2 separate regions of the Mus musculus genome follow, and region 2 is linked to region 1. The links are chromatin loops, found by intact Hi-C in ENCODE. Cell type or tissue: gastrocnemius. All regions are shown on one strand. Links, peaks and the distances in the headings refer to the core of each region. The heading gives the core; the rest is flanking DNA. Region 1 overlaps Cyp4f39 (cytochrome P450, family 4, subfamily f, polypeptide 39). Region 2 holds the start of Notch3 (notch 3).

Region 1 (15,227 bases), core at 5,675-9,674:
TTCCAGAAGTGTCAAAAAAGTTCTATGTGCACTGAAACATTGTGGAGGAGGCAAGTCACATGATGAAGCTCAGTATGCGTGGGGCAGCGAAGGCCTGTAAATAGTGCCTTTGGACACATCACCCTTTGGGATGGAATGGCATGCCATGTGATTGTGATGCAGAGAGGAAGTGCAGAATAGAGAGCAGGAAGATAGTCTTAAGATGTAAGTTGACTCTGAGTGGTACAGAGAGCCCAGCACTGAAGCCAGGCATGGTGGCACACCTGACATTCCAGCTTTTAAAAGGATGAAGCAGGAGGATCAGGAGTTCAAGGCCAGCCTAGTCTACATATTAAAACTGAGGCAAGCCTTGGCTAATTGAATCACTTTCAAAAAAAAAAAAAAAAGAGTTTGGGAGATGTCCCATTGGTAAAATGCTTGTCTTGCAAACGTGAACGAAAATCCATGCTAAAAGAAAAGCTGGTGTCTTAGTCAGTGTTCTGTTGCTGTAAAGAGACACCATAACCATGGCAGCTCTTATAAAATTTAATTGGGGCTGGCTTACAGTTTCAGAGGTTTAGTTCATTTCCATCACGATGGGAAGCATGGCAGTGTGCAGGCCGACGTGGTGCTGGAGAAGGAGTTTAAGAGTTGTGCACTTAGATCTATAGGCAGCAGGAAGAGAGAGACATTGCCCTGCTTTGGGCCCTTGAAATCTCAAAGCCCATCCTCAGTGACACACTTCCTGTGATAAGGTCACACATCCTAATTATTTCAAATATATGAGCTGATAGCGCCTATTATTCAAAACACCACAGCTGGATATGGTGTCAAACTCTTGTCGTCCCAATTCTGGGGAGGTAGAGACAGGTGGACCCCTGGGCTCCCTAGAAGTCTAGGGGCTTCTTGGCCAACGAGAGACCTTGTCCAAATATAAACAAATAAAGTAGATGGTGCATGGTGCCTGAGAAATGACATTGGAAGTCCTCTGGCTTCCAAGGTATTCACACATGACATGTGGATAAATACCTAAGTGTATACATGAACCCACACATTCTGTGTACACCTTCAGGAAGACTGTCAGTTGGGTACCACAGTACCCTAAACATCCTGTCACTTTTGCCTTTATAACAAAGGGAGACAGCAGAGGGTCTGACTAGGAAGTCCAGCAGCAGATGATGCCTGCCAGGATCTAAGTGCTCTTTTGTTTTCTTGGTCGTGTTTATTTATATCTATTGGTATCTGTATGACAAGGGTTTCTTTGGCTCTTTATAACAGGAACACAAAGCTTCTGTCAGGGCTGGAGAGGGGCATAGTGGTTAAAGATGCCTGCTACTCTTCCAGGGCTCCCAAAGTCCAACCCTAGCACCCACACTGGGCAGCCAGATCACCATTGCTTGTAACTCCAGCTCCAGGGATCTGATGCCCTTTTCTGGCATCTACAGGCACCTGCATATGTGTGAGAAGCCCCAAACCAACCTGCTAGAGCTAGGTGCGGTGATGCACAACTGTAATACCAGTATCCTGGAGGTTGAGGCAGGAGGGGTGCTACAAGATAGAGACTAGCTTGGTCTACATAGTGAAAACTTGACTCAAAACAACACACACACACACACACACACACACACACACACACACACAGTGTCTTGATCTTAAAAAAATGAACTAGACCATAAACTAATAGTTATAATTAGTTTAATCTGAGCTCCCAAGTATAATAAACTATTCTGAAATCTGCAATAAAGCATTTTAAAATAAATACAACAAATGAAATCTGGAAAGAATGCATACAAACTAGTAACTTGCTGTGACTTTGAGGTTCCCAGCTGCCCTCACATCTCCCATGATTATACAACAATTCATCAATGGTAGGTTAGTCTGGGGCCCAGTGGCAGCCCCAGCAACCAGGACCATTGCTTTCTGTTTTCATTTGTCATTATTGTGATTGGTGGATGGACAGATAGTTTTTTCTGAACCTAGGACCTCATGAATATCAACCAATTGGACTGTCACTGAGCTATATTCCCAGTCACCTCTTCCTTTTTTTGTTTCAATTGATTGATTGATTGATTGTGTGTGTGTGAGCATGTGAGTGTGCGTATGTGGGTACCTGCATATGTGCATGTGTTCAGGGAGTCACAGTTCCTTTCTCTTCAGGGATGACCTCACTCAGTTGCCCTTCACCACCATGTGTATCAAGGAGAGCCTTCGCCAGTTCCCACCTGTGACCCTCATCTCTCGTCGCTGCACAGAGGACATCAAGCTGCCAGATGGACGTGTCATCCCCAAAGGTGCCTGCTCTGTCTCCTTTGATGCTGTGGCACTGTTCGCAGGGGTCTCTGGCCATGCCTGCTGTGGGTGCAGGGTCCCTGTGATGGGAAAGACCCCTGGGTATGTGTTGCTTTGGGAATGATGAGGATGTCTTAGTTTCATTTCTTGTCGGTGAGGTAATATAACCCAACAAAAGGGAACTCTAGGGGTAAAGCGATTCCTGGGTATAGTCTGTCATGGCAGAGGAGTCAGAGTGACAGAGACATGAAATACTTAGTCTACTCTGCCAGGGGACCTGAGTTTAGTTCTAAGCACATTGTTGTGTAGTTCACAACCACATCTAACTCCACTACCAGGGAATCTGACACTCACTTCTGACCCCTACACACGTGTCATGTATAAACACACAAAGTACATATAAAATAAAAATAAATTAAAAAAAAGAAAATTTCTTACTGGCATGCCTATAGACCAATTAAATCCAGGCAATCCCTCACAGAGACCCCCTTTTCAGGTGATTCTATATTGTATCAACTTGACAAAACTAATCATCAGAGGGAAACCTAGATATGCACAGAGGAGGTAGAAGGGCCTGTATTCAGGTGGAAAGGAAGGAGAGGGTGAGGCAGGGCTGGATCTGGGTAGGCATTAATGATAGAAGGTCAGCATCTTTAAAAAAAATAGGCTGCTGCTGCTGATGGTGTGCAGGCGTGCACACACACACACATACACACACACACACACACACATGCACACACATAGGAAGGTCAGAGGACAGTTTTCAGCAGTTTTCTCTTCTTTTACCATGAGTTCTAAGGCTTGAACCCTTGTCTTCTGGATTTCACAGAAAGCACTTTTACATGCTGAACATTTTGGGAGGGGCTGGACCCGAGGGTCAGGTTTGTTTAGTTGCTATCTACTTCCCGAGAATCAAGTTGTATTTGTGGTCATGCTGGGAGCTCAGGCCTAAGTACCACCCAGTCTCTAAGGAGAGGCCCCACGTATTTGAAGTCCAGGGAGAAAATGTGGAAGGTCACGTTCTCCAAGATGTAAGAGCAAGTGTGTGTATGGAACAGAACTTCAGAGTCCAGATGGTGTGTGTTTTGAGTGCCAAATACAGGCACCCGACTCTACCCAAAGGAAAGAAGGGAGCCAAGGGAAGTGGCAGGAGCAATACTGTCATCTTGTATGGACAGTGAGGCCACGTGGAAGGGCTAGGAAGGGGCAGAGAGAGTAGAAAGGGCAGCAACTGTTTTCACAGAAGGATGGACAGGAAGTGGCAGCTGGCTCACAGGGATCCATCCTACGACTGCAGGAAGAGCTGAGGTGTGTGTGTGTGTGTGTGTGTGTGTGTGTTTCCAGAGACTCCCTTGGGACCCACTGATTCCAACTGTCCGTCCCCCCCTCAGGAATTATCTGCTTGGTCAGCATCTACGGGACCCACCACAACCCCATAGTGTGGCCTGACTCTAAGGTAAGTTCCTGCTTTTGTTGTCCCATGGCCATGGCTCCTTCTTAGGCCTGCTTGCAGGGACTGGCCCTGCTGTTACTCACTGACTCACTCAGTCCTTGTTAATTCACAAGGTCAATAAATAGTCACTGAGCACCTACTGTGTGTCACACTTCTGTGCTTAGCAGTGATAACCTATAACGACACACTGCGTATGCCCTCATGGACCTTAAAGTAAAGCTCACGACAACTAGCCAATAGATAAGATCATTTTGGGCATTGCTAAATGTTCTAAGGAGGTACAAACAGATGAGGTGGGAGGAATTACTCTCAAGAAATCCAGAGAGGCCCCAAAGACAAGGTAATGTTTGAACTGAGACCTAATGAGTATGAAGAACAGGCCTGTTCAAGGCTGAGAAGACATTAAGTGCAAAAGCCCTGAGGTAGAAAAAGAGCCTGGGTGCGTGACAACAGGGGACAGGCATGAATAGTTTGAAGTGTGTGTGATAGATTGGAACAAATGGCCCCAAGGTGTTCCAGCTATAGGGGTCCTCAGAGGTTGAGGTGCAGGTGGGCTGGATGGTTGGGACAGTCCTCAGACTCACCCAGGCAATCTTGTCTAGGTATACAATCCTTACCGTTTTGACCCGGACACCCCACAGCAGCGCTCTCCACTGGCCTTTGTACCTTTCTCAGCAGGTCCCAGGTAAGGACCCAAACTAACCCCAAACATGGGAGGGGCAGAGTCATTGTCGGATCAGGAGTGTGCCCCATGGAAGCAGGGACCAAGCGACACCCACAAGTAATTTTAGGCAACTCAAGTCCTTTCTGCTTCCCTAACTGAACCAAGAGGTTCCGAATCAGACTGCAATTCCGTCCTTGAGAACAGGGTACTCCTCCATTATGTCGGACCCCGGGTTCTGGACTCACATACTTCCAATAGCTCTGTGATGCTGTCATCATTCGGGTTCTACAGAGGAAGGAACTGAAGCTTAGATAAGGGCGCTCATCTGTCAGGATGCATTGGTAGTAGTAAGCTGTGTGTTAGGATTTGAACGTTTGACTCCATTGTTGCACATCCTAAGAATTCTTGAGTCTCATTTGAACCCTTCCTTCAGGAATTGCATCGGGCAGAGCTTCGCCATGGCAGAGATGCGTGTAGTCGTGGCGCTGACACTGCTGCGCTTCCGCCTGAGCGTGGACCGAACCCACAAGGTGCGGAGGAAGCCGGAGCTTATTCTACGCACGGAGAACGGCCTTTGGCTCAATGTAGAGCCTCTACCCTCACGGGCCTGAGTGCGCCCTTGCTCCGCGGATCCTGGGATTCAGGGATTCAGGCTCCGCCCGCTCAGGCCTAGATCACGCCTCCAATAGCATGGATCCGCCCCCAAGATATTGAGGGCGTTGACTACGCTCCTCGAAAGTACTGGAGGACAAAGCTTTGTTTGTAGAGGAGTATCTTGTTGGTGCTGACTTCGCCCCTCAGGACAAGACTCCACCCTTGGGATTTGATTCCACCCTCTGAGGTCGAAATTACGCTTTGAATTATTGTCACCGGCCCTCAGCTTGAGGGAATGATGCTAGGCCACGCCCCACTCGGGCCTAGGCCACGCCCCAGTCAGATTACCCTGGCCCTGCGGATTCTGATTCCTAGGCCCAGCTCACAGAAACTTGGACCTAAGACTCACCACTGGGGTTGTATCCTCTGGCTTTCCCTCTGCCTATGCCCAAGTTAGCTTCTAAATGGAGGATTTAGAAGCCGGAGTCTGAGGTTGCAGTCCTGAATCTTCAACATCCTTTCCCAAGACCCACAGCTCCATGAAAGGACAGTTCAAGCTCTCAGGATTTAGGCTGTTTGCTTTGTTGTTTTGTAAACCTGGGCCCTTGCAAGCCCCTTCCTTCTTGGTCACCGTCCCTTTGCTGAGTTTTCTCAATTTTAAGAGTGAGAGTAAAAGCAAGAGGATCCAAACACCGTCCATCTCATCCGGTCCTAGATTTGGAGCCCAAGGTGGGGAGGTGGGCCTCTTGACAGTCGGGAAGCAACTGGGACATACTTATTTGATCTGGAACTAAACTCAGGTTTTTTTTTGGGACAATTTGTGCTCCGTTTATTTGGTCAATAGATTGCATATTAATTCAATGTCTACTGGCATGGGGCCAGGCATCCAGCCCAGCCTAGTTCTTCCTTCTCATCAGAGAGGATCAGAAGTTGAACAATTATACCTGTGAATGATTATTCACAATGCATGCATGACACATGCTTCAAACATGAGACCCCTGGTTCTGGGTGAATGTGACAGAGGTATGGGGGGTGGAGGATCACGGGAAGTCTGAGGCTGAAGTAAGAGCAGAAGTTGAGTGGACTGTGGGAAGGGAAGAGTGTCCCAGGCAGAGGAACAGTGTCAGCAAAGGCCTGGGTTGGGAAAGAGCACAAAAAGTTCACAGCAGTTTTAGTGTCTGTTAAATGAGATAATCAGAAGTCATCCAAACCATGGAGCAATGCGTGGATCAGGTGCAAACACGCGGGAAGACAATTGAGCTCTGGCAAGAGTCATTCTATCTCAAGTTCAAGGCCAGCTAGGGCCAGGTGGACACCCAGTGTCCAAGAAAGCAAGGTCTAGGGATGTGTTGGGAATGGAGTGCTCACCCACCTCAGCCTGGGAAGAACACGGGAAGCATTAGGTCTCATCTGAATCTCATTACAGTAACTGTAACATCTGGGTGTGGGAGCAGACTGGAGGAAGGGTAGTGGGCAGAGAGCAACAGGGAGTCATGGAAGGTATGAGCAGGCACTGGGAAAGACATGGTCAGCCCGGGCTTCGTATCAATGGAATGACTCTTGCCACGACTCAGTTGTATTCCCACATGCCCTTGGTTAATAGCCACAGTTTGGATGACTCTGATTGTCTCATTTAATAGATGCTAAAACAGGTCTCAGAGGGGAGCAACTCACTCAATATCCTTATCTTGGGGTCTCAGCACAGATCCTCTGTCCAGCAGGTGCCTAGAGGATCTGCTAAACTGAATTTAATGACCGTGGCAGTGGCAGAGCTGCCTTGTGTCCTGGTGGCATGTGATGGGGTCGTCGGCTGATGTCCACTGTCCACGGTGTTTGCCGGCTGAGTAGTAAGCTTACAGACTTCAATCCTAGCCACTAGCTCTTACAGTGTCGCCAGGATGGAGGAGCTCCTACAAGCCCGTCATTCTCCAAAGACTTCTCAGTTTTTTTCATATGTAACCTTGTCCTCCTCCAGAGACATGACAAAACAAAACAATCACAAAAATTTGGTTTGGGAAGGCAGTATTTATGAGAGCTAATCCTGGTCAGGGCCTTTTCTAGAGGTGGCCTTGGGCAGCAGACTGCTCTTCTCTGCTCCTCAATTTTCCCTGGTACTGTGAGTCTTGCAGTATCATAAAGTTTGAAATTAATGAACCTCGTGAAGGTGAATAAATGAGAGGAGGAAGGGAGAGGTGGGGCCACAGTTCAAGCCACACCTTTATGCCCTCCTGCCAACACTCTTTCTTAAGGCAGGGTTTCAGGTGGCACCATTAGGCCTGCATATACAGTCTGTGTGATTGATGCTTTTAAGAGGAGGCTGGGGAGGAGGTTCCCTGTTTCTCTCATATGTGTGTAAGAGGCTCCCTCTGCTGGTCAGAGGCACCAGGCTATAAAGTTAATTCCTCCAAGAATTCTCATGTTTATGTGTGAATGCCCACAGATATGCTACATCTTATGTGCACTGGTGATCCTGAATGTGTCTAAGTGACAGCATGCACACATCTTAGTGTCTGTGTGTGTATATATGTAATATGTGTTCATGTGTTTGTGGCAAAGCAGGAAAAATACCATTCACTGTGCCTGCAACCTTCCACACCAGCTGTGCTTATGGTCAATGTCACAGCTCCATGCCCCAGTAACTAGCCTTGATCCTTGTTGTGCAGGCTCCACACTCTAGAGAGACACTGCCTTTGAAGCAGTACTGGGTCTTCACTGCATTGTAAACTTCCTTCACGTTGCCCTTGGCTCCCGTCTCTCTTTCCTACTCCACTTCCCCAGGAATGTTTCTGATGTTTCCTGGGATACCCTCCCAAAAAGATGCTTGGCAGTTGAAGCCTTGTCTTAGGATTGCTGCCAAGTAAAGTCTTTACCCTGGAATCCTTAGATCAGGATCTGCTGCTGGTGAGTTTAAACTAAGATACAGTGATGGCCCCTCCAGATCCTTTAGTGCTGTGGATTGGACTCCTCAACCCATGGAGATTCAGGGTCCTGGTACTCAGGTGGGCAAGGAGTCAGCAAGATGACAAACAGACATGGACACCAGAGAGAGTGCTGTATTCGAATGTAATGTCTCAAAGCGAGCATCAGACTTATAACCCAGAAGAAAAACAAGGAAGTTAGGTGATACATCAGCCAAGGTACATTGAGATGCATAATGACTCTTTACACAAAACAGAGAAAATGCATACATAAAAGGTAACAGGAACCAGGCAGTGTTTACAACTGAGATAAGATCAGTCCTATCTAAAGTCAACTATTCACAAGAGCCAGGTGAAAGTGCTAATATGCTCAGGTGTAATTCTGGTCTATTGTACAACCCACCACCAGGGGTTTTCCGCTCTAGCTAACCTTTTCTTGAATAATACAATTCTCTAGTTCCTCCTTAAACCACAACCCTCCTTCTTCCTAGACCATTGTAAATTCCTGCATATAGGAGTGACTCGGCTGTAATTCCAAGTTTACTTTGTTGAACTAGCCCTGAGAGTTTTAGCTCTTATCCAGTAAAATACTGCAAGAAAGCATGCAAGACCTTCCACACTATCGCAGGGACAAATCTGTTTATGGGGCACCAGAGACTCTCCAGGAGACAAGTTTCTGTAAAACTTTTTGCCTCAGGATTGTGGCCAAGCTTTTGGACTTGCCACGAAGACTTCACTGGAGTGGGTATGGCACTTTAGTCCTATTCTTGTATCCTGATTACCAAGGAGGTATTTGAGATCAGAGTATAGTTAAGTCTTAAACCCTGGAACAAATGACTGAAGTGCCTATTTGACATATCAAAGTGGGTCTGATCTCCAGGTTCTCTCAGCATCTCTCAGCCCCTACCTGTTACAGGATCCTTGCATACCCTGTTCCTACACTGAACTCTCTAGCCAGATGGTGGTAGTGGTGAATGGGTCGCTGGGTTGGGCTGTTTTTACCTATATAATCCAACCATTTTGGTTACCCAGCCCTTTTGTCCCTTTGCCCTCTTGGGTGTTGCACCTTGTTTCCTCTTGTAGTAGTTTGAATATGTTTGGCTCAGGGAGTGGCACTATTTGAAGGTGTGGCCTTGGAGTAGGTGTGTTACTGTGGGTGTGGGCTTTAAGACTCTCACCCTAGCTGCCTGGAAGTCAGTATTCTGCTAACAACTTTCAGATGAAGATGTAGAACTCTCAGCTCCTCCTGCACCATGCCTACCTTAATCTCACCTTGATGATACAGGACCGAACCACTGAACCTTTAAGCTGGTCCCAATTAAATGTCGTTCTTTTAAGAGTTGCCTTGGTCATGGTGTCTGTATACATCAGTAAAACCCTAAGACAGACACATAATTAACATTTTTAGTTTTATATTTTTTTGCTAACTTGATTATGTGTTTCTTGAACATCAACTTCATAGATGTCAATGCCCTGTGAAAACATCAAAATATTACTGTTGACTCTTTCTCTAAAGAACCAGTCCAGGGATGAAAGCTAACGCTCCTCTCCTTGACTCTGGCCAGTCCACATGACTTCCCGGATGTGGCATTTATATCATAGAAGGTCCACAGTTTCCTTCCAGTCCCACTACACTACAAGATCTTGACCCCAATAGACATGTTAAGAGGAAACCCAAGTAGCCACAAGGAGAGGCCTTGTCTGAAAGGCCATGAGATCCCCAACTGTTTGTCCACCATAAGAGTCAGCCATCTTGGAAATGGCTCCTTCCTATTCTGATGAGCTGCTTTGTTCAATAGAACATAGATAATACTGTTCAATAGAACATAGATAATACTGTTCAATAGATCACAGAATGCTAGCCCTACTGAGCCCTCCCCAAAGTATGAATTTCTACACGTATAAGCAATTTCCCCTAATCACTACTTTTTTACAACCAGCCAGGGAGGGATGGAGGGAAAAGGAGGGGGTGTTTACCATACTACTTAACACATGGTTAGAATAGACAGAATGAAGCACGTGGTTAACACCTGCTTTATGAAAGATTGACGGCATAGGCACCAGCTATGATGCTGTGTCCTTTGGCACACAGTCAAGGAACTCACTGCTGAAAAACCCCCTCACAAGTTCTCTGACTCTTAGCAGGCTATTAGGAAAGCAATGTGCACCTGGCTTGGTGTAAGACAGACCAAGGTCAAAGCTGGGCTCTGCTAGTCATCAGCAAGTGATTCACACTTGAATGGAAAAAATAATAATAAAGAAAGGATATGTCTGCCCCTAGGTATGGTAGAGAAGGATGTTTATTGTAGATAAAAGGGAGAGCATAGCCAGAGGCAGAGATTTCTAAGAGTCCAGAATGAACATAATCTGACTGAGCTGAGCCATGTGAGCCATTCTGTTCATTTCTGAGCTGAGCTATTCTGTTCATTTTCTTGAACACGATGTGACTTCACACTTTTCTATGGGTAGATAACACTCCATTGTATTTATATGGTACATGTTCAATAAACACGTACCAAATAATAAACAACTCAACAGCTTCAGGAAGTCCTAGAAACTGACTAGATTCATCAGGCCCCCACCTTTTCCAAGCTGATGTAAGCTGTAAAAATAGTGGAGAGACTCTTTGACCTATTGAGTTACCTGCAAGTTGTACATGTAGTGAGCTTTAGGATTCCAGCTTTTTTTCGAGCTGTCATCCTTGTTAATAAAAGCTTTTGGTGATGCAGCTGGCTTTGAATCATCTTTGCTAGTGTAGGGAATCCTCACCCACACTTCCATAAGTTGGACTTTTGCTGCACCTTTATTCTGGTCTGTTGTTGGTTCCCTGTGTGGGATGAGTGAACATTTGTTTACATCTCCCCAGGAACAGTATCGCTCAACGACACAACACTTAATTTTTAAAATTAATTAATTAAATGAGTAGGAATGTTTTGCCCACATGTATCGTACAACCTGTGTTTCATGGGGGCCAGAAGAGGTCACCAGATCTCCTGGGACCAGTGTCACAGACAGCTGTGAACAGCTACATGGGTGCTGGGAATCAATTTCAGGTCCTCCACAAGAGAAGCCAGTGTTCTTAAATGCTGAGCTATCTCTTCAGTCCACATAGCACTTTTTCTTAAAAAGCAAGTTGCATATTTCCAATACATAATAGCTCAGAATAAATTTTGCACTACAAGATGGAGAAACGAGACTACAATAAGCCTGAAAGCCATCAAGAAAAGCAGAAAACCATCCGTATCTGGCACCTAGGGCTTATGATCAACTCATCTGGGCTCCAACAGTCCTGCCTCTTCAGCCCTGCCTGCTGAAGCTCACATAGACTCTTTCTTGGGCCAGTTTCACTGTGTGCCTGATGTTCTTCTCAGTGGCTATCCAATGGTTCTGTATTTCTAGCATCTTATGGTTTCTACTGGGGATTAGGCTTGATCTTCCCAGTTTTGAGCAACTGCATCTCACATCCATCTTGCAGGAAATCTTACCTGAATACACAGTGCTTGGCCTCAGAGGTTTTCTGGAATTTTGGTGTAAATCTTCACTGTTGCCACATTGAAGCTGCTAAGTTCTGCTGCCAGCTGGAGATATAATCTTAATTTCTTCAACTGCTGTGACCTCTGCGTGCCTTTGAGTTTAACCTTGGGGGGGGGGGAATCCCTCTAAGTGGCCATTTTGCAGTAGGAATCCCTTCAGCAATATTCCTCACATATGTGTGTGTGTGTGTGTGTGTGTGTGTGTGTGTGTGTGTGTGTGTGTGTGAATTAATGAATTAATTAAGTATGGCACACACAAGAAGGTCATAAGACAACATTGAGGTGTTAGCTCTGTCCATCCAACATGGGATCAGACATCAGGCTACTGAGCCACTTCACTGGCCCATGGATATATTGGAACCATTTATGGTTGGAGCCTTGTGGTAGGACATATCTTGTGGGTCCTAATGCAAAGCTGGGTGTTTCAGCTGCCCTTCTGTGTAAGCTGGAGTCCTAAAGGTGTAGGTTCCAACAGATGTGCTGGCAAGAAACTGCAATCAAACACATCCTTATGTAGGCCTCCAGCAGAAGGTGTGACCCAGATTAAAGGTGTGAACCACGACACCTGGATTTGGATCTTGCTCTGTCCCAGGCTGGCCTTGAACTCAAAGATCTGCTTTTCTCTGTCTCCTGGAATTAAAGGTGTATACTACCTTACCTGGGCCTAAGCTTTTCATGGCAACTATGCTTCAAGACCTGGACCACAGATGTGCCCTCCATTTCTGGATTGTAGTTCATTCCAGATGAAGTCAAATTGACAACCAGGAATAGCCATTGCACCTAGATAGCTTCCAAATAATTGAGACAAGGACCTATTGATTTATTCAACAAGCTTTAAGCACAGTACCACTGAGCAGATATTCCTAGACCTCTATGCTATCTTAGCTATTCCCCAGTCCCATGTCCTGAGTTACTTGTATTTAGTTTCTTCTTGGCTCACTTTGCTATAACTCTTTGTCATCATAGAGAACTCCCTTGGTGATTTTTCCTCATGGCAACCATCTTCTTCCCCTACTGCCATGGACCGGCCTCAGTCAGCTTCCCTCAATCAGCAGGAAATTAGGGTTCTGGACAGGTGGGCAAGGAGTTGTTGATGAAAAGGGTGACAAACAGACATGGACACAGAGGAGTATGGCATTTGGATGTAATTTTGTCGAAGTTAGCATTAGTTTTATATAATACAGAAAACAAAGGAGTAGGGTGTCACAGCAGGCAAGGTACATTGAAGTTATCTGACACAAAACAGAGAACCGCCTTCAAAGGGCTGGCAGGAACCAGGCAATGTTTACAGTTAAGAATTAAAAGCAGCCCTGCCTAGAGTCAGCTAATGACAGGGACCAGGAGATGATTTCACACTGTAGTCACAATTTATGCTGTTCCTTTGAGCCTTGTGAAAGCCTGCACCAGGGGGTTCTGCTCTAGCAGACCTTTTCATGAATAATGCAGTACTGTAATTCCTCCTAAGTATCTGTAGGGAATCTCCATTTGTCAGAAGAGCTCACCAACTTTCTTCTAATATACAATGTAGTCTGCCATACCTGACTGTAATGAAGATTCTAAGTATACTTTGCTAAGCTTGCCCTGAGATTTCTAACTCTTATCCAGTAAAATACTGTAAGAAAGCATGCAAGACCCTCCACAATATCGAAGGGACAAATCTGGGGCATTCTAGCTATGGGAATGCCAAGGTTCCAGGAGGCTAAGTTTCTGTGAAACTCTTTGCCTCGGGACTGCTTCCAGGCTTTCTAGGCCTGTCACATGAGTCACTACTGGAGTGGATGTAGCACCCTACCTCATGACCCTTCTTCTCCTGAACCTCTGTCGCAGTGAACTCCTTCTACCTCACTCTTCTCCCCAGTACCCTTAACTGGGATCAGAAGTCCAGTCTTTCTATGTCCAGCCTTTCATTAACCATTTAGAGATAATTGGGGAGCATTCTTTACACCGCATTTATTCAGGAGATTCTTCAATATTCATGACAATGTCATGCCCTGACTTGTAGGCATAATGTTACTATACCCCGTGTAAAGATTATTCTTGTATTATTCAAATGCTGACTTCTGTGCTCCCATGTCTGGTTGCAATCCTTATTCTGAGAATTTCCTGCCTCAATATCATGTAAACATTGCTTCCTAATTATTCCCTGATTGGTCAATAAAGAAGTTGACCAGCCAGTGCCTGAGTAGAGGAGAGAATAGGACCGAATTTCCTTACAGGTAGGGAAGGGGAAAGAAGAGAGAGAAAGTGGGGATTAGTCACAGGAAGAGAGTCTAGGAGACATCATGAGAAAACATCTGGAGCCCAGAGAGCCAGATTAGTAATAAAATGCAAGTATCTCAGGAATTTTGTTTGGAAGGTAGCCAGGTTAGTTTAGAGGATTAAAATAGACTTAACACTGCTCAGTTGTTGAGCTCTTAAAGCTTGTTACATAAATATAACAGTTTAGTCTCAATTATTTGGGAGCTAGCTGGGTTAAGAGGAAAACTGCACGGCATTTCAGAAAGCCACTAACACAGAAATAAATCTCGGGGCACAGAAATCAGCATTTGAATACACTGCACAAGACCGTACTCCAGCATTTCTCTAAACTCAGCTTCTCAGAATACGGCAGAGCATAGCCAGATTCTTTGACAAATGTCTTACTCTTCATTTCACTAAATGTGTTTTGCCTCCATGTGTGTCTGGGTACCACATTCATGTCTGCTGCCTGTGGAAGTCAGAAGGGGGCCCTGGATCTCCAAGAACTGGAGTTATAGTCAGTTGTGAACTGCCATATGGGTGCTGGGAAGAACAACCAGTGCTCTTAACCAGAGAGCCATCTCTCCAGCCCTGTAGCACGATTTTTTATCTTGTTACAACAGGAATGACCTCCAGCCCAGTTCCCAAGAGAGTCTGATCCCTGCTGAAACCTCATGAACTGAGCCTTCACTGTCCACATATCAGCACTCTAGTGCCCAAACTCCTACCATCTTGGCCCCCCACTCCTTACTTACCATATTCTAGAGCTTTTCTAGATGGACGTTCAAAATTCCTCCTCATCCCTCTTGCAAACCAGGCCCAAAGCCTGTGAGCCACACAGTCATATTGATCACAGCACTGACTTTGTTCTCAACACCAGTTTTGCATATTGATTACTTTTCTTACTGTGACAAATACCCAATGAAGGCAACTTCTGGGAGGATGAGATATATACAGTTCAAGCGTACAGACCTTCATGGTGAGGAAGTTCTGGTATCTGAAGTCAGCACATAGGGAGAGGGATAAATGCTGCTTTTCATCTTGCTTCTTCCTTTTAATGCTTTTAATTAGCATGTATCAAACCTGCATAACAATGGCTTTCTTTTGGACATTTCATACACTTATAACACATTTTGACATAATCACCCTCTGTTACCTGCTGTTGGTATCTGCATGTCTCATTTATTCCCATGTCTAGCTCATTTCTTTTCAACTTTTATGTCTTTAAAGTTTACGTATTTCTTGGTGTAGCATGCACATGGCAGGCGAGCAGATGTCAGAAGACAACTCGCGGGAGTCAGTTCTTTCTACCACAGGGGCCCCAGGCAGTGAACTTGGCTCGTCAGTTTTGGCAGAAGGCACCTTTACCTGTAGAGCTGCTTTGCTAGCCTTTCACATCTTTGTGTGTGTGTTTAAATGAGTTTTATCATGGTTGCTTGCAGAGGCACTGGTGAGGGGCTATTTATAGAAGTATGTGCATATTACGATAGCTCGTGTACATTACCCATAGCTATGCCACTGAAGAAAAATGTCTTCCTCTCCCAGCAACCATTAACCAA
Region 2 (15,227 bases), core at 6,755-10,754, 330 kb before region 1:
AACTATGCACTTGTGAGCCAGCGTGTTAATGCTAGGAACTAAACCCGAGTCGTCTGCAAGAGCAAGTGCTTGAAACTGCTGAGCCATCTATCTCTCCAGCCCTCTCTATATATTGTTTTATTTTGAGACATGATCTTGCTATGCAGCCCTGGCTGGCCTAGTGCTCACTATGATGCTCAGACTAGCTTCAAACATGCACTAATCCTCCAACCTTGGCCTTCTGAGTATTGGAGATAATCTTGATAAAGGGAAGAAAGGGACTTAACTGGGGGGAAAGCACACGTGTCCCCAAGCCTGATGACATGAGTGGGGTCCCTGAGACCTTTACGGAGAGAACTGACTCCCCCCAGATGCCCTCTGACCTCCAGACATACACAAAATAAATGAAATGTAATATTTCCTTTTTTAAAAAAATAAAGTGGGGACACCCAAGAGACTTGTGTCTTAATCCCTATCTTACAAGCCCCCCCCCCCCCACTACATGGCAGCCACCTACCCACCTGTGAATCCAGGCTGACAGACACAGTCATAACGGTTGATGCCATCACGGCAAACTCCAAAGGTACAGGGGTTACTGGCACAGTCATCAATGTTGACTTCACAGTTCACACCTACAGGGAGGGAAGAAGTATGGCAAGAGTACCTACTATTGTCAAGCACCAGTTACAAATTCATCACAGACCCCCACACACCCCCACGTACTGTTATAGCCCAGCCCCAGGCCCCACCTGTGGTTCCGGGAGGACAACGGCAGAGGTACTTGTCCACCAAGTCTAGACATTTGCCCCCATATCGACAGGGCTGGCTGCGGCACTCATCCACCTGGCTCTCACAGCGTATGCCCGTATAGCCTGGGGCACAAGCACACGAGAAGCTAGCAATGCCATCGACACAGCGCCCGTGGTGGCAGGGATCCGGAGAGCAGTCATCCACGTTTCGCTCACACAAAGTGCCCTCAAAGCCTGCAAGAACGGGAGGTGAGGGTCTGCCCACTTCTCCATGGCTGTAATCTCAGCCCAATTCCAGCTCAGCTCTCAGACCTCACCCCTTCTCCCTTCCATTCTGCCCAGCTCCAAGCTCTGTTCCTGACCCAGAAACGCCCACTTTAAATCTCACTGCTAGCTGCACCCTGAATCTTGCCAAGACCTCTGCCTACCTCCATCATCAGCGTCACTGGCCCTGACCTGGCCTAGCTGAGGCCATCCCCAAGTCTGTTATTGGTCCTTGACACCCATTGGCCCACCAGCCCACCTTCTGGCTCTTGCCACAGTCTCACGGTCCGCCCTCACCCTCTGCACAGCGACACTCATAGCCGTCAGGCTGGTCCACACACTTGGCACCATTCCGGCAGGGAGTGCTTGCACACTCATCCACATCCAGCTGACACATGGACCCACTGAATCCTGGAAGTGAGTAGTGGATGAAAGGTGACACAAACAGTTAAAGCAGGCAGCCTGCCTTATTTGAGTGGGAAACCCCCTTGGCTTTGTTTTAAATTAATTTCAATACAGACTAGCCCAGAGAGATGGCTCAGAAGATAAACATGCTTGCCAGCCAAGCTTGACCACCTGAGTTCAATTCCCAAAATGTACATAACATAGTGGAAGGAGAGAACCCCCACACACAAAAGAGTTAAGTAACTAATTACTTTTTTTTTTAAGTTCCACATTGTCATAACCTGACACACCAGGCTCCTTGTCCCAGGGTCCTCACCTGATGGGCAGGTGCAGCTGAAGCCATTGACTCTGTCCTTGCAGACACCACCATTGACACATGGGCTGCTCTGACATTCGTCGATGTCCACCTCACAGTAGGTCCCTGTGAAGCCTGAAGGGAATGGTATGAGGGCCCAGAAAGTTCCCTCAGAAGGCCTCTTCACTTGGTTTGGGGACTTTGATTTGGTTGTGGGTTTGTTGAGATAAATTCTTACTATGGCCTTGAGGCTGGCCTCAAACTAATGATGCTCCTGCCTCAGCTGCTCAAGTGCTGGGATAACAGGCGTGCACGACACTTTCAGGCTTAGATTTAGTTTCAAACAAGCTGGACCCTCACCCAGCTGTGGCCCCTCATGGACTAAGGTTTATGAAGCTCCCCTTTGATGTTATCTGGTAAAATCCGCTCTGACCCTGCACCTACCTTATCGAGTTTTCAAGGTTTCATCCTAAACACACATAACTCTCTCTCTCTTTCTCCAGCCAGGAAGCTTCACTTTAAACTCAGTCATGGGCAAGCAAGATGGCTCAAATAAGGATGCTTGCTGCCAAGCCTGACAATTTGGAACCCTCATGGTTAAAGTGCACTAGGCCGAGAGGCACATGCCATTCGATCCAGTATTTGGGAAGCAGAGGCAGGTGGATCTCTGTGAGCTCAAGGCCAGCCTGGTCTACACAGTGAGTTCCAGACCGTCTTACTGTGCCACTTCAGCTCTTTTGAAATGTCTTTTGTTTATTTGTTTGTTTAATTTTGTTTATTTGCATGCATGTGTGTGTGTGTGTGTGTGTGTGTGTCCCAAACACATGGGTATCTTCAGAGGCCAAAAGAGCATTGTAGATCTCCTGGAGCTAGATAGTTGTGCACTGCCCCATATGGGTACTGAGAACCAAACTCAGCCCTCTAGAAAGCAGGGAGGACTCTTAACCACTAAGCTATCTCTCTATCCCCTTTTTATTTTGTTTTGTTTTATTTTATTTTATTTTATTTTATTTATTTTGAGACAGAGTCTCACTTTATAATCCTAGCCATCCTAGAACTCACCCTGTAGACCAAACTGGCCTCGAACTCACAGAGATGAGCCTATCTCTGCCTCACAAGTGCTGGGATTTCAGTCATGTGTCTCTATGCCCAGCATTTTTTCTTCAAGTAAATAACAATAAACCAAGTTTTACCCCAGGCCCCAGCCTTCATGACCCACCCAAGCCATACCCACCACCCACCTGCCATGCAGATGCAAGTAAACTGGCCAATTCGGTCAAGACACGTGGCCTGGTTGCGGCAGGGCCCGGAGAGACACTCATTGACATCAGTCTCACAGCGAGGTCCAGTATAGCCACGGCCACATTGGCACAAGAATGAGCCCTGTGTATTCACACACCGACCCAAATGTTCACAGGGGTTGGCACCTGCAAGAAGGGGGAATATGGGGGAGAAGACACAGCCAGTGTGGGCGTGGCCAGCCATGGCCCCACCCCTCCGTTTTCAGGCTCCTTTCCAGAAGGTACTCTTCTCACCAATCGAGCACTCATCCACATCCTGGTCACATGCCCCTCCAGTGAAGCCAGGTGGGCAGGTGCAGATGGCCCGGCCACTCACAGGGTTTGTGTCACAGATAGCATCCTCATGGCAGGGGTTGCTGACACATGCATCATCCAGATGACACAAGAGGCCTGAGAAAAGGTAAGCAGAAATGAAGCGCTGATCCTCGGGGTGGCCCAAAGTTCCCCCAGACCTAGCGTTTGAGGAAGAAGACTGGTACTGGTAATGGATCCCCAGGACCATGAGCATACAACGAATGAATACCATCACTCAGCTACGCTTCCAGCTCCTTGCATTATCATCACCATCATCACCATCATCATTCCTAATGTACTTATCTGGGGAGTGTGTGCATGTCATAGTGCATGTGTAGAAGCCAGAGGAAACTTGGTTGGTTTTCTCCTTCTACCAGTGGATTCCCTTGATAGAAGTAGGCTTGCCAGGCCAACTCAGCGAGTGCCTTTACGCCCTGAGCACCCTTTGGGGTGGCCCTTGCCTCCTGTTTCTTATGTATATTAACCAGCACTGTATTAGTATCTGTTCTTATTTTTTTAAGCCATCTATTAATATTATTTTATTTATTTATTTATTTATTTATTTATTTATTGGTTTTTTTTCGAGACAGGGTTTCTCTGTATAGCCCTGGCTGTCCTGGAAAAGCCATTTATTATGAAACAGTGAAACATTCAGGACGTTTCACATTGGAATATTGGTTCAGTATTATCTGTTAATCTGCTTCTTCGATACCATTTGAAAATAACTTAGAAACATTTTACAAACAAGGCACCGGGGCCCAAAGAGGTGCTCAGCGGCTAAGAATCCTGGCTGCTCTTCCAGAAGACCTACGTTTCATTCCCAACACACCTACACGGCAGCTCACCACCATCAGTAACTCCAATCTCAGGAGAGCTGATGAATTTTTCTGGCCTCTCAGCGTACCAGTCATGCGTGTAGCATGACATAATATAACATACATAAATGCAGCCAAAACACACACACACACACTTTTTTTAATATTTTAAAAGATGATAAATCAAGACCCTATTCAGGCATAGCAACAAAATTCCTTAATCCCACCACTCAGAACACAGAAGCCCAAGGATCCTTTCTTGCAAGTTTGAGGCTAGCCTGATGTACAAATAGTGACACCATGTCTCAACGCATCAACAACAACAATAAACTCAAGGTACTTGCCACCTAGCCTGACAACCAGAGTCTGACCACCCCCCACCAAAATAAGATGTAAGGGACAAACAGACCTTTGTGACTTCCATAGTTCCTGCCTTTTTCCCAGTTAGACCTCTCAATAGTTCCCCAATTCCAACAGTCTCTGCCTTGGACTATGCACCTCATAGGACAGAGGCTCAGGCTTCTTTCCAAACCCAGGGTCCAGCAAACCCTTCCTCCCTCTTTCCTTTCTTTCTTCCACCTTCCCTCCTCCTTCTTGTCTTCCTTCACGCTAAGGATTAAACTCAGAGCCTGTGCACACTAAGCACACACTCTGCCAGGAAGAAACATCCCCAGCCCCCAATCTTTCTAACGCTCAACTCAGAGTCTGTTTTTACCTTTCATGCTGAAACCATTCTGTTGCCTACAAAGAAAAGGGCCACTCACCTGTCTTCCCCATAGGGCAGGCACAGTAGAAAGAGGCCACACGGTCATGGCAGGTGGCCCCATGGAAACACACGGCTGTAGCACAGTCATCGATATTCTGACTGCAGCTCTCACCCGTCCAGCCATTGACACATACACAGCTGTGGCCACCCAGTAGGTTGAAGCAGGTACCCCCATTGTGGCAGGCATTGGGCTGCAGCTGACACTCATCCACATCTTCTGTACAGAACTGGCCTAGGGCACAAAGATGTGCTAGTCTAAGTTGCCCGTGTGCCCACCTGAGGTCAGCCACCCTGGTTCTCTGCAGCCCTGATGCCCACCTGTCCACTCCGGAGGGCACTGGCAGTTGTAAGTATTGACACCGTCTACACACGTTCCCCCATTGAGACACCGATGTCCAGGACAGTCATCCACGTTGACTTCACAGTTCTGGCCCTCGAAGCCTCGTAGGGGAGGACAAGGTGACAATGGTCACTAAGAGGCTAGCCTATTGTCCCCAGCTGCCTTCCCTGGGCACAACTTACTTACCAGGAAGGCAAGCACAGTCATATGTGACATCACTGCTCTGCCTACAGGTGCCACCATTACGACACGGGGAAGGGGCACAGGGCACTACGGGGTTCTCACACAGCAGCCCTGTATAACCAAGAGGACACTGGCAGCGGAAGGATCCAGGTGTATTGAGACAGGTACCACCATGACGGCAAGTTGTACCAGATCGGCACTCATCTATGTCACTTTGGCAGCTTTGACCCTGGTAGCCAGGTGGGCAGGCACAGGCAAATCGGCCATCCGGCCCCACTGAGCAGGGGGCACCATGAACACAGGGCCTGCTGACGCAGGGGTCTGGCTGGGAGCAGTCTGGGCCTGGAAGAACCAGGAGAGGGTGAGCTTGGGTCTGACTACATTCTCGCCTACCAAGGGTTCCCGTCCAGACACACCCCTTCACCTTGGAAGCCACGGAGACAACGACAGGAGAATCGGGCGGTGCCCGCCACCACTGAACTCTGGCAAACGCCTCGGCCAGCACAAGGGCCTGAGTGGCAAGGGTCTTCCAGCTGGCACCGCTCACCCACCCAGCCTGGCAGGCACCTGTGGGAAGATGTGTGGTCGGGACGGTATAAAAGCATGGCAATGCCAGACAGATAACACAAGATGCGTTTATCAAACAACACTCGTGCCAGACAGACTATCAGACAAATCCATTTACTCTTCCTTCCCTTTTTTTTTTTTTTTTTAATATATTTTAGGCAGGGTCTCACTACATATCGCTGGCTAGACTGGAATTCACAGTAATTTACCTGCCTCTGTCTCTCTGTCTCTGCCTCTGCCTCTCTGCTTCTCTGCCTCTCTGCCTCTCTGCCTCTCTTCCTCTGCCTCTGCCCCTCTGCCTCTCTGCCTCTCTGCCTCTCTGCCTCTCTGCCTCTCTGCCTCTCTGCCTCTCTGCCTCTGCCTCTGCCTCTGCCTCTCTGCCTCTCTTCTGCCTCTGCCCCTCTGCCTCTGCCTCTGCCTCTCTGCCTCTCTGCCTCTGCCTCTCTGTCCCTCTGCCTCTCTGCCTCTGCCTCTCTTTTGCCTCTGCCTCTGCCTCTGCCTCTCTGCCCCTCTGCCTCTCTGCCTCTGCCCCTCTGCCTCTGCCTCTGCCTCTCTGCCTCTCTGCCTCTGCCCCTCTGCCTCTGCCTCTGCCTCTCTGCCTCTCTGCCTCTCTGCCTCTGCCTCTCTGCCTCTGCCTCTCTGCCTCTCTGCCTCTGCCTCTGTCCCTCTGCCCCTCTGCCTCTCTGCCTCTGCCCCTCTGCCTCTGCCTCTGCCTCTCTTCTGCCTCTGCCTCTCTGCCTCTCTGCCTCTCTTCTGCCTCTGCCTCTCTGCCTCTCTGCCTCTCTGCCTCTCTGCCTCTCTGCCTCTGCCTCTCTGCCTCTCTGCCTCTCTGCCTCTCTGCCTCTCTTCTGCCTCTGCCCCTCTGCCCCTCTGCCTCTCTGCCTCTAGCACTGGGTTTAAAGGCAAGTGCCACCATTCCCAGCCATCCTCATTTATTCTGACAACAAATATTATTGACACCTACTACATACTAAAACACAGCAGCAAGCAAAATAAAAGTGACTCTTACCCTTTTGGTCCTCATAGCCAGGTCAGGCAAAGAAAACATAGACAGGTAACACATTAATACGAACATACCAAAAACAGCTTGTACATGCCACAAGCTCACAAAGGACGTGGTACACTGAAGAACACGCCCATGTCCCAGAAGCTGTGACTATCACTTTATTTCTTTTTAAAGGAGATGTGCCAGGCAAGGTGGTTCACACAAACCTGGCATTCCGAGGAAAAAGCAGGAGGATGAGGAGTTCAAGGTCAGCCTTGGCCACATAGCAAGTTTGAGGCTAGCCTTGACTGCATGAGACGCTGTCTCAAGATCAATACATATATTTTAAACAAATAACAAGAGGATTTGGAATATAGCTCAGTGGTACTGCACTTGCCTAGGATGCATAAAGCCCTAGATTCAATTCTCAGCACAAGAAAAAGAAAGGGAAGAAGAATTTTTGCCAATGTAATTGTGAAGAATACCAAGACAAGTTCACTTTGTATTTCAAGCCAATTTTTAAAAGATTTATTTTACTTTGATGTGGATAAGTGTTTTCCACGCATGTATGTACGTGCATGCTGTGCGTGCCTGATGCCCATGGAGGTCTGAAGAGGGCGTTGGCATTAAGGATGGTTATGAGTTATCATGCGGATTCCAGGGATCAAATCCAAGTCCTCTGAGAAAATAATACACGCTCTTAACTGTGGAGCCATTTTCAGCCCCTATTTATTGTATGCATGTGTGGTTGTGTGTGAGTATGTGTGCACCTGAGTACAGTGTCCTTCCTCAGAGGCCAAAACCCCTGGAGCTGGAGTTACAGGTGAGTAACCAATGAGAGCTGGGGACCAAACTCTGCTCTAAACTACTGAGTCGTGCCACCAGCCCCAACACACAGTATCTTTACAAGAGAAAAGCCAGGGACATGACACAGTGGTAGTTCTTGTATGGTATGTGCAGGGGCCTAGGTTCCTTTCCCAGGACACGGGAGAGAGACAGATAGAAACTAAAGAGAGAAGAAAGGTCATGTGCAGACAAAGGCAGAGAGTAGGGTGGGGCAGCCATAAGCCTGAGCCAATCAGAAACTGGACAAGACATAAGAAAGTCTTCTCCCCCTGGATGGTCAGTAAAGAAAGCCAGTTCTGGCAACGCCTTAATTTCAGACTTCCGGCCTCCAGGATTTTCCAGAGTACATTTCTGTTGTTTTAAGCCACCCTGTTTGTGGTAATCTGGTACAGCAACCACAGGAAACTCACAAGCAGCCTAAGGGTGATAGAATGAGTGGGTGTTATATTTTCAAACAACAAAAAACGGCAAAAAAATGGGTGAGCCAAAGGGTGATGTGGGGAAGGGCATTCCAGGTACTGGGAACAACAAATGAAAAGCCTCAGACTCCAGGAGGCAGACACACCCAGAAAGACCCAGAAACCGCACAGACACATACAACTGGGCATACTGGCCTGGCATACACAGACAAGAAGCCACAGCCTCCCACACGAATATGGGAAACTCTCACTCATATGGAGAGGCAGGAAGATAGCCACAAATCATAAACTCCTTTCTCCCAAGAGCATGCAATCCTCCTCTCATGGATCGGTGGGGCTTGGCATGGGCACCTCAGCCCTCAATCTGGACCAAGGCCTGCGGCCCCTTCCCCAAACCCATCAAGATAGTCCTGAGTAGTGGGACAGGGGTGCCACACGCCTTTAATCCCAGCACTTGGGAGGCAGAGGCAGGCGGGTTTCTGAGTTCGAGGCCAGCCTGGTCTATAGAGTGAGTTCCAGAACAGCCAGGGCTACACAGAGAAACCCTGTCTCGAAAAAATCTAAGTCCTGAGTGCTAGAAAATAAAAACTAAAAGACGACTTAAGTTTGTAACCTTTCTACGGACAGAGGTGAGGAGGGCTAAGGAAGGGGACTGGAGTAGTCAAACAATCCTGGCTATGCAACTATGCAATGACACAACGTACATCACCCCTACCTCAACCCTCCTCTCCTCTACCCTACCCTTCCGGCTCCCAGCGAGGATCCCCTAGCTCAGTCTTGTCTCAAACACCAAGGGCAGAACTCAAAGCAGGTGACTCATTTCTTAGCGTCACCCTACAATACCCCCACCCCGAATTCCGTTCCTAGATAAACGTGTCGAAGCTCAACCCTGTCGAAGCTCAACCCTGCAAGGGTGTGGTGGACATTCGAACCTTGGAGGTGATGCTCTCAACCCCCTACCCAGTCCTGCAAGGCGGCGACGATGACACGCCAGGAGGGGGCGCTGCGTGCAGAGCACTGGGGACCACGGGTATCATCGCCAAGCTGGGCGCGGCACCCTCCCTGCGCCGCGGGCGGGTTCCCACGCTCTGCACCTCGCGCCCCCGCCGACCGGTCCGGCCGGTTCCAGCCCCGGACCCGCCTCGCCGCCTTAGCTTTAGGGGAGACGTAGCGGAGCGGGAGGGGGGCGGGGGAGCAGCTTCCAAGGAGGGAACGGACTAGCAAGACAGACAAGGACCAAGCGACGGAGAACTCCGAAGCCTTCTCCCGGTCGGAAGACTGGGGAGAAGTGGGGGAGAAAGTGTCATTGGGGAGGGGGCGGTCACTCCTAAGGAGACAGCAGGATTTGAGAAGCCTGAAAGAGTGGGTTGGGATGAGAAGAACATAGGCTGAGGTCCCCCCCAAATCTCTATTCTGGAGCCTTAAGCGAGCTCCACTCCGCGCGATCCGGGCTCCCGGAGGCCGCGTGAGCCGGTGATTCACCTGTCGAGGGGCGGGGCAGCCTCAGGCGTATTCACCTGTCGGCAGCTGTCCAGGCGTGTAGTTCTACTGCGCAGGCGCCCCGCCCCACGCCTCAGCCTCCCTTCCAAGCGACTGCTTCCAAGTAAGGACCCTCCCAACCCTCAGCCTCAGGATGCCCCTCGGCCAGTGACCCCCAATAAAGCTAAATGAGATTCCAGCCATTGAATTTTAAAGGTTTTTGTTTTTCTATATCGGAAGTCATCCTGGCCCCACCTAGCTTGAGGCTGATCCACTGGCTAGCCCACACAGTATTGAGGAAATGAACACACTGATGAACGAACTAATTAATAGCTGCTGAATGGAATGCTATTACTATTAAAAAGAAAACAAAACCAATAAGCCCACAGACCTTGAGGTCCTTTCCCTCCAACCCAGGGCTTTGTATGTACTGGGCAAACACCATTGAAATCTCCAGTCGTCAAAAGGTTTCAAAAGTTTCTCTTATTTTTAATATAGTTTTGATTTTTATTACATTATCTGTGTGTGTATGTATTCATGCAGAGGCCAGAGAACAACTTGCCGAGATTAGTTCTCTCTTTCCATCTTTTGGGTCCCCAGGACTTAACTCAGGTTGTCCAGTTTGGCAGCAAGTGCCTTTACCTACTAAGCTCTCAGCTGCCCCAGCCCCCTTTAGAAAACAAAACATTGAGACAAGCTCACTCTGTGAGAGCCCAGACTGCCCTGGAACTGTACGGAATGACCTCCTGCTTCTGCTGGGAAATACAAGCGTAAGCCCAGTTAAAGGTCCTTTTCAAATCTTTACAGTCAACCTCATGAAAGAAAAGCCATTGTAGATGCAAAAGTGGCTGGGAAGGTCCCCAGCACTTGCTCGAGATGTCCCAGAATCTAGAGTTCTGCCTGCCTCTGGTAGCTCCCAAACCCTCCTCCTCTTCTCTAACTTTCTGCATTTCCCAAATAATTCTTGGGTCCCTTCCTGCACAGTCACAGGCCAGGGAAAGCACTCCTGCTTCACAGATGCCGTGAGGTTCAGAAAAGAGAAATGACTAACCAAAGGTCATACAAACTAGAACAAAATAAAACAGGGCTCTAAAATAGGTCTCCTGGGTGCCTCCTGTATTCTGACATATGGGAGGGCATGGACGTCCTTGTCACTGTCAAGCCACTGTCATTGGCCTTGGAAATCAATCTTTTATTCCAGAGCACTGTGACTTAACGAACTGGTTAAGTCTCAGACACTTAGCAAGATGATGCGGGATTTGAACCCAAGCCAGAGAGACACCAGAGCTTCTGCTCTTAAAGCTGTCTGATTCCCTATGGGGAAACACAAGAGGTTACCGAAGCCACACACATGGAGGAAGTGATACCAGCATCCCCCAGGAGACTCAGAGGCAGAGGACCTATTCCCTCCCCACACAGGGCCCACTGATGGCGCTGGGCCAGACACTCACAGGCAAGCAGCCTCCAGGGAGGGCTGCTGGTGGGTGCACCGACCTCCATTTGCACATGGGCTTCCATCCAGACAAGGGGGTGCTGTGTGGGGGCAAAAGAAGGTGGGGAGGTCAGACAGGCACACAGAACCCCAAATCAGACCCTCCCCTCCTGTCTGCCAGGCAACAGCTGCACTGGGCTAGGAGGGTATCTGTGTGGGTACTAAGAGGCCCCCTATCTACAGTTCCCACGGCCCCCCACCCCAGCCCCAGCTGTTGGGGCTGCAGCTGTCCCTGCCAGCTCAAGCCCTGGGAACCACAAGGCAGGGGTGAGAAGGAGGAGTTGACTTGTGCCAGATGTGTGGGCTCAGGAAGTTGCCTTGACTAGGATGTGCACAACAGAGAAAAGGCACAGAGTAGGAAGTAAAGATGCTGAGTGTTAAAGGGGATCTGCAGCTTCAAGCCCATGTCTTGGGTAGATGGAGAAGGCAGGCAGTGTTGAGCCTGTGTCTACTGTAGTCCCTGCTAGCTCTTGAAAGAGTAGGCAAAGCGTACACCTAGGAGGAACCAACAGCAGCCATAGAGAGGTGGTTTTGGGTACTAGATGGATAGGCTATGGAGTGTAAGGGAGAGAACTGGTGCAAGATATGTGCTGCCCTGTCCAGTGTCCCCATCCCTCAGGGTTGTATCCCACTTTGGGTGTGGCAGTCTTGCCAGATGGTGAGAGGTGTGGCCAGGTCTGAGCTGGTGGAGAATTATGTGCTCAGACAGGTGTGGGCCCCTGTAGAAGTTTTGTTCCTCAGAGAGAGAAGGAAAGGAGATTGGGGGAGAATTGAGAAATAGGGACAGACAGAAACTGAAAGGAGAAACCAACCAAAAAAAAAAAAAAAAAAAAAAAAAAAAAAAAAACAGAGACAGTAAAAGGATGAGTTAAGAATGAAGGACCTATTCAATTTTGTGACATCACACTAGAAGCTGTATGGGGGGGGGGGAGAACACAACCATGTGAGCTCTGTGTGTGTGTGTGTGTGTGTGTACATATGCCTGTGAGTTTGTGTGACAGTCTGTGTATTAGGCCACTATATTACTAATAGTGACTAATAGTGCATGTGCTTGGTACCATGCTGGTATCTTCAAACAGCATAGCCTTGTACACCATGTGCACACGAGCTGCATGCACTGTGCATCCATCTATATGAACAGCAGTATTCAAGCATACAGCTGTGTGGCCACTGGTGTGCTTGTCTGGGTCATGGATTGGCAGCTATAAATGTGACCTTGAACATGAATGCCTAGCAGGTCTTGGGTGACCTATGCCTGAATGCACATCAACATGTGAGCAGCAAACACATAGGTGTGTCTTGTGTGTGCCAAGTGTGCATCTATGGCTGTACTAAACCTGTGCACATGCATTTTTTTCCCTTTCTATGTGTGACAGGCCATGAGTCTGCACTGGCCCCGCGGGGGCGGTGGCTCCTGCCCAGTCCTGCCTAGTAGAGCCTAGAGGCTAAGCCACTCTCTATGCAACTCTCACCCGGCCCAGCACTGAGTCCCACCATAGGAGCCCTAGAACCCCTGGCCACAGCCAACTGCCTATGCCCCTCCCCCGCTGATCAGGCCTCCCGGGGCAGGGGTGGGGGCGCCCCCTCAGTCCCCGCTCTGGCCCTTCGTGGGTCCCGCTTTGTCTGGCAAAGAAAGCGTGAGGCCGGCCGGGGGGAGGGGGTGTCTAGACGGCGAAGCCATTGTCCCGAGCGGGGGAGGGGAGCTCAGAGTGGAGGAAGAGGGGAGGGGGGCCCAGGCATGCTGGGGAGGGGCTGCGGCCACAGGGATGGGGGCCCAGAAGCTGGAGATGAGCACGTGGACCTCGCCCCTTCTCCTCCCGGCACAGAGACGGGGTCCCGAGACTACGGGATCCCGGCGGCCTGAAGAGGGATCGGGCGGCACGCGGGGGAGGGGGCGCGGGCTTCGCAAGGGCTCCAGCTCCTGCTTCTCGCGCTCCAGCGCCGGGTCTTGCAGCTCTCCAACATGAGACGTTTTCTCCGAGTTCAGAGCTCCGAGAACTCCGCGCCCCCTCCTTGTCCCCCCCCCCCCTTCACGGCCCGCCCGGGATAGGGGAGGCGCTTTTGTGCAAGGGGTCCTAGGCCTTGGGGGGTCCTTGAGCCCCCATCCTAACCTTCCCAGGACTCCAGGCAGAAGTAGGATGGGGTGAGCCTGAAACTTTTGGTACACCTCGCTTCCGAATTTCAGCCCCAGATTCCCACAACTCCAGCTCCTACTCTTGGACTCTTGATTCATTCAAGGGTCTCGATTCCTTGGGCCTCTAGGATCCTGCCTTCCCATCATGAATCTGTGCGAACCCCATGACTGATACACACCCCCAGCTGCTGCATCTCTGCCCCGGCTTTAATCCTGGGGGGGCAGGTCCTCTAAATTCCAAACTTAGGAGAATATATATATATATATATATACTTTTTTTTTTTTGCTTCCCCGCCCCTGCAACCCCAGTCCCACCCTCCGAGTCCCTGATCCCTCACCTGCAGCCCCCAGCCCCGCTAGCAGCAGCAGCAGGGGCAGCGCCCGCATGGGCGGTGGTGGCGGTGGCAAGGCCATCAGGCGACGACGGCGGCGGCGGCCCCGGGCCCCCAGCCCCATGGCGGCCGGCCACGACCCTCCCTCCTCCCTCCTCCCTCTTTCCCAGGGCTCCGGGCACGTCCCGGGCCAGCCTCCGCGCCGCCAACTTCGCCGAAGTGAGGCTGTCGGGCTGCCCCGCCCCCAGGCCTGGGCGGCTCGCCCCGCCCCGGGGCCGGCTCTGAGCGCCCCCGCCCCCTGCCCGGCCTCCTGGGGTCCGACCCTTCTACCCGCCAAGCCTGGGACTTGCAGACCTCGGTACACTCAGGTCTGCCACAAGAGATGCGGGCTTAACCTGCGTGACGTGACAGGTATCCAGCTCGTGAGCACATCCATCCTTATCCTCCAGCACACAACCAAAGCCAGGGCTCACACACACAGTCATGACACAAACGCAAACACCCCTGACTCCAAACCCTCTAAACCTGGGTGTAGAGAGGCCAATGAACAAAAGTAGCCGCACCCATGCAAACCATATAGAAGTTTCATGGGGACACTAAACATCAATCACCTCAAAACTCAGGCTCCAACTGCGCCACAAACCCGGGCGGGCAGCATTTACAATCTGGCCAGGGGTTTCGTGGATATGAGTCTCATGTACCTGTGTGCAGCTCTCCTACAATGTGAAGATCACAAAGGTCTACCGAAGAGGGAAAGGTGCTTGCTGCCAATCACAGACACCCGAGTTCAATTCCTGGGCCTCCCATGCTAAAATAAAAAAACCAACACATACATTGTCTTCTGACTGCCACATGTACCCCGTGATACACATGCACTCCTACACACACTGTGCTCGAATGCTTGCACGCACGCGCGCGCACACACACACACACACACACACACACACACGCTTATGTGCGCAAGAAATAAGATAAAATACTTTGTAAAAAAAATCCACACCAGCTCCTAGCACATCCCACACTCTACATGGTTTTACCATGAGGCCTATCATTTCGTTGCCATTCACTGAGTTTTACATCCAGGAGACCTGCAAAGGCTCTGAACACTCCCTCTGTGTGAAGTGAGAATGGAAGCTCTAGAGGTGCATTCAGGGGAAATCTCAGGAGTCGGGTGAAGGGTGCCGTTCTTGAACATCTCCATCACTAGGAGACCAAAGGACTGAAACAGAGGACCCATATAATCCTGGAAGGGCATACACAGACACTCCTGTAGTGGGAGGAGAGAACAACTTCCACAAGTTGTCCTCTGATCTCTACATTGTAGAGGGCCCATCTCCCCTCCCTGCCGCGCCCCCCCCCCCAACTGGCTACATAATAAATAAGTGTATTTTTGTTAATTGGGGAAGATGTCATGGTTCACACGGTCTCCAGAGGCAAAGGCAGATAGATCTGTGAATTCAAAGCCAGCCTGGTCTACCTAGCAAATTCCAGGACAGTCACGGATACACTTTTTAAAGATTTATTTGTGTGTGTGTGTTTCTCTGTGTGTGTGTGTGTGTGTGTGTGTGTGTGTGTGTGTGTG

The links. A loop is a pair of places that touch in the nucleus more often than their neighbours do. Peaks named below come from ENCODE experiments on the same cell type or tissue, not always from the same donor. Only the 100,000 strongest peaks of a DNase experiment are listed, where the experiment ranks them.
Region 2: it touches region 1 in a loop (3.0-fold over the local background); 1 of 42 quality-filtered maps calls a loop at or near these places.

Annotation. Positions count from the first base shown.
Region 1 is chr17:32,487,484-32,502,710 of GRCm38, forward strand. It overlaps Cyp4f39 (cytochrome P450, family 4, subfamily f, polypeptide 39), which reads left to right. Exons shown (of 14, transcript NM_177307.3): 11 at 2,137-2,270; 12 at 3,660-3,724; 13 at 4,324-4,406; 14 at 4,819-5,837. The coding sequence ends at 4,996. Among named protein-coding and RNA genes, the nearest start is that of Cyp4f17, 11 kb to the right of the region's middle. In gastrocnemius, for the core only: a CTCF peak has its summit at 7,355 (motif pointing left); a DNase peak (open chromatin) is centred at 7,336.
Region 2 is chr17:32,153,025-32,168,251 of GRCm38, forward strand. It overlaps Notch3 (notch 3), which reads right to left and starts at 13,866. Exons shown (of 33, transcript NM_008716.3): 1 at 13,652-13,866; 2 at 11,139-11,220; 3 at 5,816-5,958; 4 at 5,395-5,733; 5 at 5,187-5,309; 6 at 4,867-5,100; 7 at 3,228-3,383; 8 at 2,934-3,119; 9 at 1,714-1,827; 10 at 1,290-1,403; 11 at 729-962; 12 at 501-611. The coding sequence starts at 13,769. In gastrocnemius, for the core only: a CTCF peak has its summit at 9,191 (motif pointing right); DNase peaks (open chromatin) are centred at 9,236 and 9,718; H3K4me3 peaks cover 3,144 bases; H3K27ac peaks cover 2,651 bases.